2 separate regions of the Homo sapiens genome follow, and region 1 is linked to region 2. The links are chromatin loops, found by intact Hi-C in ENCODE. Cell type or tissue: endothelial cell of umbilical vein. All regions are shown on one strand.

Region 1 (4,000 bases), 170 kb before region 2:
AAATACAAAATTAGCCGGGCGTGGTGGCACATGCCTGATCCCAGCTACTAGGGAGGCTGAGGCAGGAGAATCGCTTGAACCTGGGAGGCAGAGGTTGTGGTGAGCCGAGATCGTGCCATTGCACTCCAGCCTCGGCAACAAGAGCGAAACTCCATCTCAAAAAAACAAAACAAAACAAAACCAAAAAATAAACAAAAACCAAAAAAAAAGCTACACTCAGAGAACATTCACTCCCTTCCATATTCTTTCTGTCTCATTCCTTGGATCCCTTATAAATAACCAAGTTCATTATTTTCTATTTATTCTTTGTTTCTTTTTTTAAAGGTAAGTCAATAATAGATAGGCTTTTTTATTTTCCTTCCAGTCCTATACAAGACAGCCTACTATATGTACTTTTTGCATCTAATATTACCGGTGAAAATCACTCTGTGCTAGTTCATAGAGATCTTATTTTTTTCTTATAGCTGTATAGTTGGTACTCCATTACATGTATGTACCATAGTATATTTCAACTAATCTCCTATTCTTGGACATTTACTTCCTAATATTGTGCAGTTACAAATAACACTGCAGTAAACAACTCAATGTCTATGTATATTCGTACTATTGAAGATGTATCTTCCAGATAAATTCCAAGAAATATGAAAGCTAGGTGAAAGAGTAAGCACACATGTAGTTGTCTTAACCAAATTTCCCTCCATACAGGTTGTAAAGTACTACATTTTATTTTATTTTGAGACAGAGTCTCGCTGTGTCACCTAGGTTAGAGGGCAGTGGCACAATAGCTGCAGCTTCAACTTCCTAGGCTCAAGCAAATCTCCAACCTCAGCCTCCCAAATAGCTGAACTACACATGCGCACCACCACGCCTGGCTAATTTATTTATTGTTTTGGTAGAGATGGGATCTCACTATGTTGCCCAGGCTGGTCTTCAGTTCCTGGGCTCAAGTGCTCCTCCTGCTCTGGCCTCCTAAAGTGCTGAAATTACAGGCATGAGCCACTGTGCCTGGCCAGTACTATATTTTACCAAAGTTATTTAGTAATATATTGATGCCTTGGAAGTCCTGGTGCATCGCTTTCGGATTTCAGGTGTTTGCCAGATGTAATCTTATGATGCTGGAACTCTACCTCTCACTCCCAACAACTTTGAATTTTTTTTTTCTTTTAGGTTCACTCTTGTTGCCCAGGCTGGAGTGCAATGGTGCAATCTTGGCTCACTGCAACCTCTGCCTCCCGGGTTCAATCAATTCTCCTGTCTCAGCCTCCTGAGTAGCGGGATTACAGGCGCCTACCACTACGCCCGGCTAATTTTTTACTTTTGGCAGAGACGGGATTTCACCAGGCTGGTCTCAAACTCTGACCTCAGGTGATCCATCCACCTCGGCCTCCCAAAGTGCTGGCATTACAGGCATGAGCCATCACGCCTGGCTTCAACCTTGAATGTTTTTTAAGTTTTTTTATATTTTGCAAATCTTTGGAGAAAGGAAATACAAAGAAAAGTTGGTTACTTTACTTACTGAGTGGTGTTGTGTCAGGAGGTGGAAAATTCTCAGTAAAGTTGACATTACATAAATCTGTGCTACAACAGCAGAAACGGTATGTTCCATTCTGAATTGAGGGAGGAGTGGTAGTTACTACACATTCTTCATAGTGACACTCTTGGGGATCTCCAATGTGAGACCAACATCCTATAAATCAATATGAATACAAAAAAGGAGACAATATGATAAAGAAAACTAAGAGAAAAACAACAAACTAAGCAGTAATTTCAATAAATGTGAGAGTACGTGTAAGCTATGAAACAGTTTTGCAAATCAACAGGAAACATATTTTTAAGAAACAGAAAAATGGTAAAGGATACCAAAGACATTTCATGGGGGGGAAAAGGCCACCAAAAAAGGTTTAACTGCATGATTAATCTAAGAATTATTTATTTATTTATTGAGGCGGAGTTTCACTCTTGTTGCCCAGGCTAGAGTGCAATGGCACGATCTCAGCTCACTGCAATCTCCACCTCCCGGGTTCAAGCGATTCTCCTACCTTAGCCTCCCGAGTAGCTGGGATTACAGGCATGTGCCACCACCATGCCCGGCTAATTTTGTATTTTTAGTAGAGATGGGGTTTCTCCATGTTGGTCAGGCCGGTCTCAAACTCCTGAGCTCAGGTGATCTGCCTGCCTCGGCCTCCCAAAGTGCTGGGATTACAGGTGTGAGCCACTGCACCCAGCTAATCGAAGAATTATTAAAGCAAGAGTAAGGTTTCATTTTTGTCTATACCAAATATATTGTTTTAGGTTTAAAAAATAATATGGCTGGGCACGGTGGCTCACGCCTAGAATCCCAGCACGTTGGGAAGCCAAAGCAGGAGGATCACTTGAGCCCAGGAATTTGAGACCTGCCTGGGCAACGCAGCCATACCACATCTCTACAAACACTTAAAAATTAGCTGGGAATGGTGGTGCCTAGTTGTGGTCCTACTGACTTGGGGGGATTGCTTGAGCCCAGGAGGTCAAGGTTGCAGTGAGCCATGAATGTGCCACTGCACTCTATCCTGAGCGACAGAGTGACATTCTGTCTCAAAAATACAATAACAAATAAATAAATAATATATATCAGAAAAATGGCTGGGCACGGTGGCTCACACGTGTAATCCCAGCACTTTGGGAGGCCGAAGTGGGCGGATCATGAGGGTCAGGAGATCGAGACCACCCTGGCCAACATGGCAAAACTCTATCTCCACTAAGAATACAAAAATTAGCTGGGCGTGGTGGTGCGCACCTGTAGTCCCAGCTACTTGGCAGGCTGAGGCAGGAGAATCGCTTGAACCCGGGAGGCGGAGGTTGCAGTGAGCCGAGATCCCACCATTGCACTCCAGCCTGGGTAACAGAGCGAGACTCCATCTCAAAAAATAAAAATAAAAAAAGAAAAATGATTCAGTAACACAGACACGTTCATACAGTGTTGGAGAGAATATAAATGAACAGTACTTTTAGAAAGCCACATGGAAATTTTTATACAGTCTTTAAAATATTGATATATCTTATAACCTAATAATTCTACATCAAGGGATCTATTTCAAGAAACAATCACATACAATCAAAAAATTATGTTTAAAGTTGTTCACTGAACAACTGTGTTTCACTATGCATTACAGTGAAAACATGAAAATAACATAATGTCTACCAATAGAATAATCTGTAAGTAAACTATGATACATATATACAATGATATGTTGTGCAAAAGTTAAAAAGGTTTTCAGAGATTCTTTAAAGACATGGAAAAATGCTTATAATTAAGGTGGAGAAAACTGGATATGAAATTGTTTATACAGTATGTTCCTAATTTTTTTTTTTTTGAGACGGAGTCTCGCTCTGTCGCCCAGGCTGGAGTGCAGTGGTGCGATCTCGGCTCACTGCAAGCTCCGCCTCCCAGCTTCATGCCATTCTCCTGCCTCAGCCTGTAGCTGGGACTACAGGCGCCCGCCACCACGCCCGGCTAATTTTCTGTATTTTTAGTAGAGACGGGGTTTCACTGTGTTAGCCAGGCTGGTCTCCACCTCCTGACCTAGTGATCCACCCGCCTCGGCCTCCCAAAGTGCTGGGATTACAGGCGTGAGCCACCACGCCCGGCCAGTAAAAATATTTTTAAAGAGTATATTATTGTAGACTTTTGTTTTCTTTGTAGTTCTCTATATATTCCAAAATTCATAGAACGGGCATGTATAACATTATAAGAAAGATGTTTTAAAAATAATCTAAAAATAAATAGCCTTTTATAAATTTGGGGCTTGTGGAGATATACACACACTTTTTTTTTCTTTGAGATGGAGTCTTGCTCTGTTGCCCAGACTGGAGTGCACTGGTGACATCTCAGCTCACTACAACCTCTGCCTTCCAGGTTCAGTGATTCTCCTGCCTCAGCCTACTGAGTAGCTGGGACCACAGGCGCACACCACCATACCCGACTAATTTTTGTATTTTTAGTAGAGACGGGGTTTCACCA
Region 2 (4,000 bases):
GCTCAAACTAGGTTTTTTTAAAAAATATTTTTAAACTTTAGTTTCTACTCAGTGACATTAGTTCTGTGCTATGAGGTCACTGAAAAGAAGTGCATCTTTTTCCTCGTAACAATCTTAAATATGTGCGGGTTCTGGCCGAGCGCGGTGGCTCACGCCTGTAATCCCAGCACTTTGGGAGGCCGAGGCGAGTGGATCACGAGGTCAGGAGATCGAGACCATCCTGGCTAACACGGTGAAACCCTGTCTCTACTAAAAATACAAAAAATTAGCCAGGTGTGGTGCCGGGCGCCTGTAGTCCCAGCTACACTGGAGGCTGAGGCAGGAGAATGGCGTGAACCTGGGAGGCAGAGCTTGCAGTGAGCCGGGATGGCACCACTGCACTCCAGTCTGGGCGACAGAGTGAGACTCCATCTCAAAAAACAAACAAACAAACAAACAAACAAACAAAAAAAAGCGTGGGTTCTTTTTCAATCTAATTAACATTTTATTTTATTGAACGCTTTATTTTCCTCCACCACTCTGCTCTAAATTTTATCAATTTTCAGTTTAGATCTGTTAAACGACACATCTTTCAAAAACATTGAAAGTACTTAACTTGTCTAAGCCTCAGTTTCATCATCTGCAAGATAGAGATACCTACATCTCATAAGGCTACTGAAGATTTAGGACAGGCACAGGTGCTCACACCTGTAATCCCAGCACTCTGGGAAGCCGAGGTGGGTGGATCAGGAGGTCAGGAGTTTGAGACCAGCCTGGCCAACATGGTGAAACTGGTCTTTACTTAAAATACAAAAATTAGCCGGGCGTGGTGGCACGTGCATGTAATCCCAGCTACTCAGAAGGCTGAGGCAGGGAGGCAGGAGAATCGTTTGAACCAGGGAGCTGGAGGTTGCAGTGAGCCGAGATCAAGCCACTGCACTCTAGCCTGGCGACAGAGCGGGACTCCATCTCAAAAAAAAAAAGTTTAGTGACTTCTCTCAAAGTGTTTTAGCATAATGCATATGCTATTTTTTATGATTCGTAAATGTTAGATTTTTTTTTTGCTGCCAGAGATAGTATTTTCAGTGTGCCAACCACAGGGAGATTCTAGGGGGGAAAAAAATACTAACACAATGGAAGAAACTGGCTTTAATCCAACCAATAACAGTTTCTTCTAACCTTATCCTTCAGTGTACACAAAGCACTTTTTATTTAAATAACTCACCATTCCCTATTTAACAAGAAAGAGACAATAGAAGATTTAATGTGTACTACAGAGTAGAAGAAAAATGGGTTGTAAAAAATGAAAAAGTCTAACCTCAAAAACAAAGCAAAACCCTATAACACACCTTTCCTTTGTGTTTGGGACTTGTCTGGCCCACGAGTGAAGCATGATAAATGAGACCATACTTAGGGGTATCCCGTCTAGATTTGAGGGCTCTGAAAAGTGCCTTTTCAGCTCCAAGAATCTGAACGGTAGAAGCTGCATGCTTGGCCAAATTTAAAAGAGAACCTACAAAAGAAAAAAGTTACAAAGAATGCACCTCCAAATATATGAATGTTCCACGTACTGAAACAAAAGACCTATAGAATTATTACAGCCACCATAATAAATAAAAATCACATATAATATAGAATTCTATAATCCAGAATTCCCTAAAAATCTTGATGTTTCATTTGTAATTCCTTCATTAGCACAAGCAGGTTTGCAATGAATGCCTAGGACAAACTGAAGGCTAAGCTTATTAAGTTCAATGTTTCTATTCACCTGAGAGATGGCAGTACTATTCTAAATTCCATTAGTATACTACAGGAGTGACATAAATGTCACACACACGAACACTAATCTGGTCCCTGCTTTCTGAGATTGTATCAAATATTCTATTGCTTTAGATATGAAAAAGCCTACAAATAAACACATTTATTAGGAAGAGATATTCCTACAAGTATCTATTAATAGTCCCCTACCTGTGCTTTCACTTTGTGTGGTAAATTACCTGTGGTTAACTGCAGTCTGAAAATATTAAAAAGGAAATTCCAGAAATAAATAGTTCCTAAGTTTTAAATCTCTTGCTATCCCACTCAGCTCCCCCCAGGACATGAATCATCTCTATCTACCCATTAGTCACTTTCGTAGCCCTCTCCGTTGTGCAGTACTGCAGTGCTTATATTCAAGTAACCAATGCACAAAAATAGTTATGCTTGCATTTTTTTTTTTTTTTGAGATAGAGTTTCGCTCTGTTGCGCAGGCTGGAGTGCAGTGGCGCGATCTTGGCTCACTGCATCCTCCGCCTCCCGGGTTTAAGCAATTCTCTGCCTCAGCCTCCGAGTAGCTGGGATTACAGGCACCCACCACTACACCCAGCTAATTTTTTTTTGTATTTTTAGTAGAGATGGGGTTTCACCATCTTGGCCAGGCTGATCTTGAACTCCTGACCTCGTGATCCACCCTCCTCAGCTTCCCAAAGTGCTGGGATTACAGGCGTAAGCCACCACACCCGGCCCTGCTGGCATAGTGTTATAACTGTTATATTATGACTGTTGTTGATATCCTACTGTACCTAATTTATAAGCTAAGCTTTATTATAGATATGTATGTTTAGGAAAAAACAGCATATACAGTATAGGATTCAGTACTATCCTCTGTTTCAAACATTCTTGGAGGGGGGAGCTTAGAATACATCTCCATAAATAGCTGGGGACTATTGTTATCAACATGCTGCTTAGTTGGATATGCTGTATAGAATATTTCCTGTCAGAAAACAGACTCTATTAATACTATGAACTTAAGCACTAGACATAGTTTTAAAAGTGTAACAAATACATAGTTCTTTTTTTTTTTTTTTTTTTGAGATGGAGTTTCACTCTTGTCACCCAGGCAAGCAATGTCACCACTGCTGTGTGCAATGTCACAATCTTGGCTCACTGCAACCTCCACCTCCCGGGTTCAAGCAATTCTCCTGCCTCAGCATCCCGAGTAGCTGGGATTACAGGCTCATGCCACCAAGGTTGGGTAATTTTTGTGTTGTTAATAGAGATGGGGTTTTATTTACCATGTTGGCCAGGCTGGTCTCGAACTCCTGACCTCAGGTGACCCACCCACCTCAGCTTCTCAAAGTGCTGGGATTACAGGCGTGAGCCACCACGCCTGGCCAACAAATACATACTTCTATTAACCCCTGCCATTGCTTACTGCTACAAGTTTAGCTATACCTATGAAAATGGGTAGAGACAATGAAATCATCTGATCTTATAGCTGAGGGCATTTGAATGAAACCTTTGATTAATGATGCAGCTAAAGGAGTTACGCCAGGCCGGGCGCAGTGGCTCACGCCTGTAATCCCAACACTTTGGGAGGCTGAGGTGCGCAGATCACCTGAGGTCAGGAGTTTGAGACCAGCCTGGCCAACATGGCAAAAACCCTGTCTCAACTAAAAATATAAAAATTAGCCAGGCATGGTGGCAGCACATGCCTGTAATCCCAGCAACTTGGGAGCCTGAGGCAGGAGAATTGCTTGAACCTGGGAGGCAGAGGTTGCAGTGAGCCACTGCACTCCAGCCAGTGCAACAGAGTGAAACTCTGTCTCAAACAAAAAAAAAGGAGTTATGCCATTTTAAACACTCTGATGCAGATGATATAATCTTTTTTGATGAATTATAACAATGTCTCCAAGTAACATAAAAATGATGAATCAGTACTTCATTGTATTTGTAGGTATTCAATTACATAGCATTTTAATTATAGCATATCATCCTTATAATACTGCCATACACATATACAAAGTTTTATTATAAATCAGTTGTTGAAAATATTTTTGAAAGTCAAATATATTACATCCTCACACTCAATAGTGAAACTAAGGTAATCAATCAAGGGCACAAATCCTCTACAGTGATTTCTTTTTTTTTTCTTTCTCTACAGTGATTTCTTAAAACTGTATTCAAATCTAGGTCTAGTGAGTTTTTATTATGAAAATGTTAACTGTTTTATCCTCCTGCATTCATCCGATTGTTCTAATTA

The links. Hi-C counts contacts between places; a loop is a spot of excess contacts. Peaks named below come from ENCODE experiments on the same cell type or tissue, not always from the same donor. Only the 100,000 strongest peaks of a DNase experiment are listed, where the experiment ranks them.
Region 1: a loop joins it to region 2, with 2.9 times the contacts of the local background. A loop is called at or near these places in 1 of 110 quality-filtered maps.

Annotation. Positions count from the first base shown.
Region 1 is chr2:202,465,206-202,469,205 of GRCh38, reverse strand. BMPR2 (bone morphogenetic protein receptor type 2) reads right to left here. Exons shown (of 13, transcript NM_001204.7): 3 at 1,517-1,687. Among named protein-coding and RNA genes, the nearest start is that of BMPR2, 91 kb to the right of the region's middle. In endothelial cell of umbilical vein, no CTCF peak of the experiment used is centred here; no DNase peak of the experiment used is centred here.
Region 2 is chr2:202,293,166-202,297,165 of GRCh38, reverse strand. NOP58 (NOP58 ribonucleoprotein) reads right to left here. Exons shown (of 15, transcript NM_015934.5): 10 at 1,329-1,492. Among named protein-coding and RNA genes, the nearest start is that of SNORD11, 2.1 kb to the right of the region's middle. In endothelial cell of umbilical vein, no CTCF peak of the experiment used is centred here; a DNase peak (open chromatin) is centred at 2,115; H3K27ac peaks cover 1,318 bases.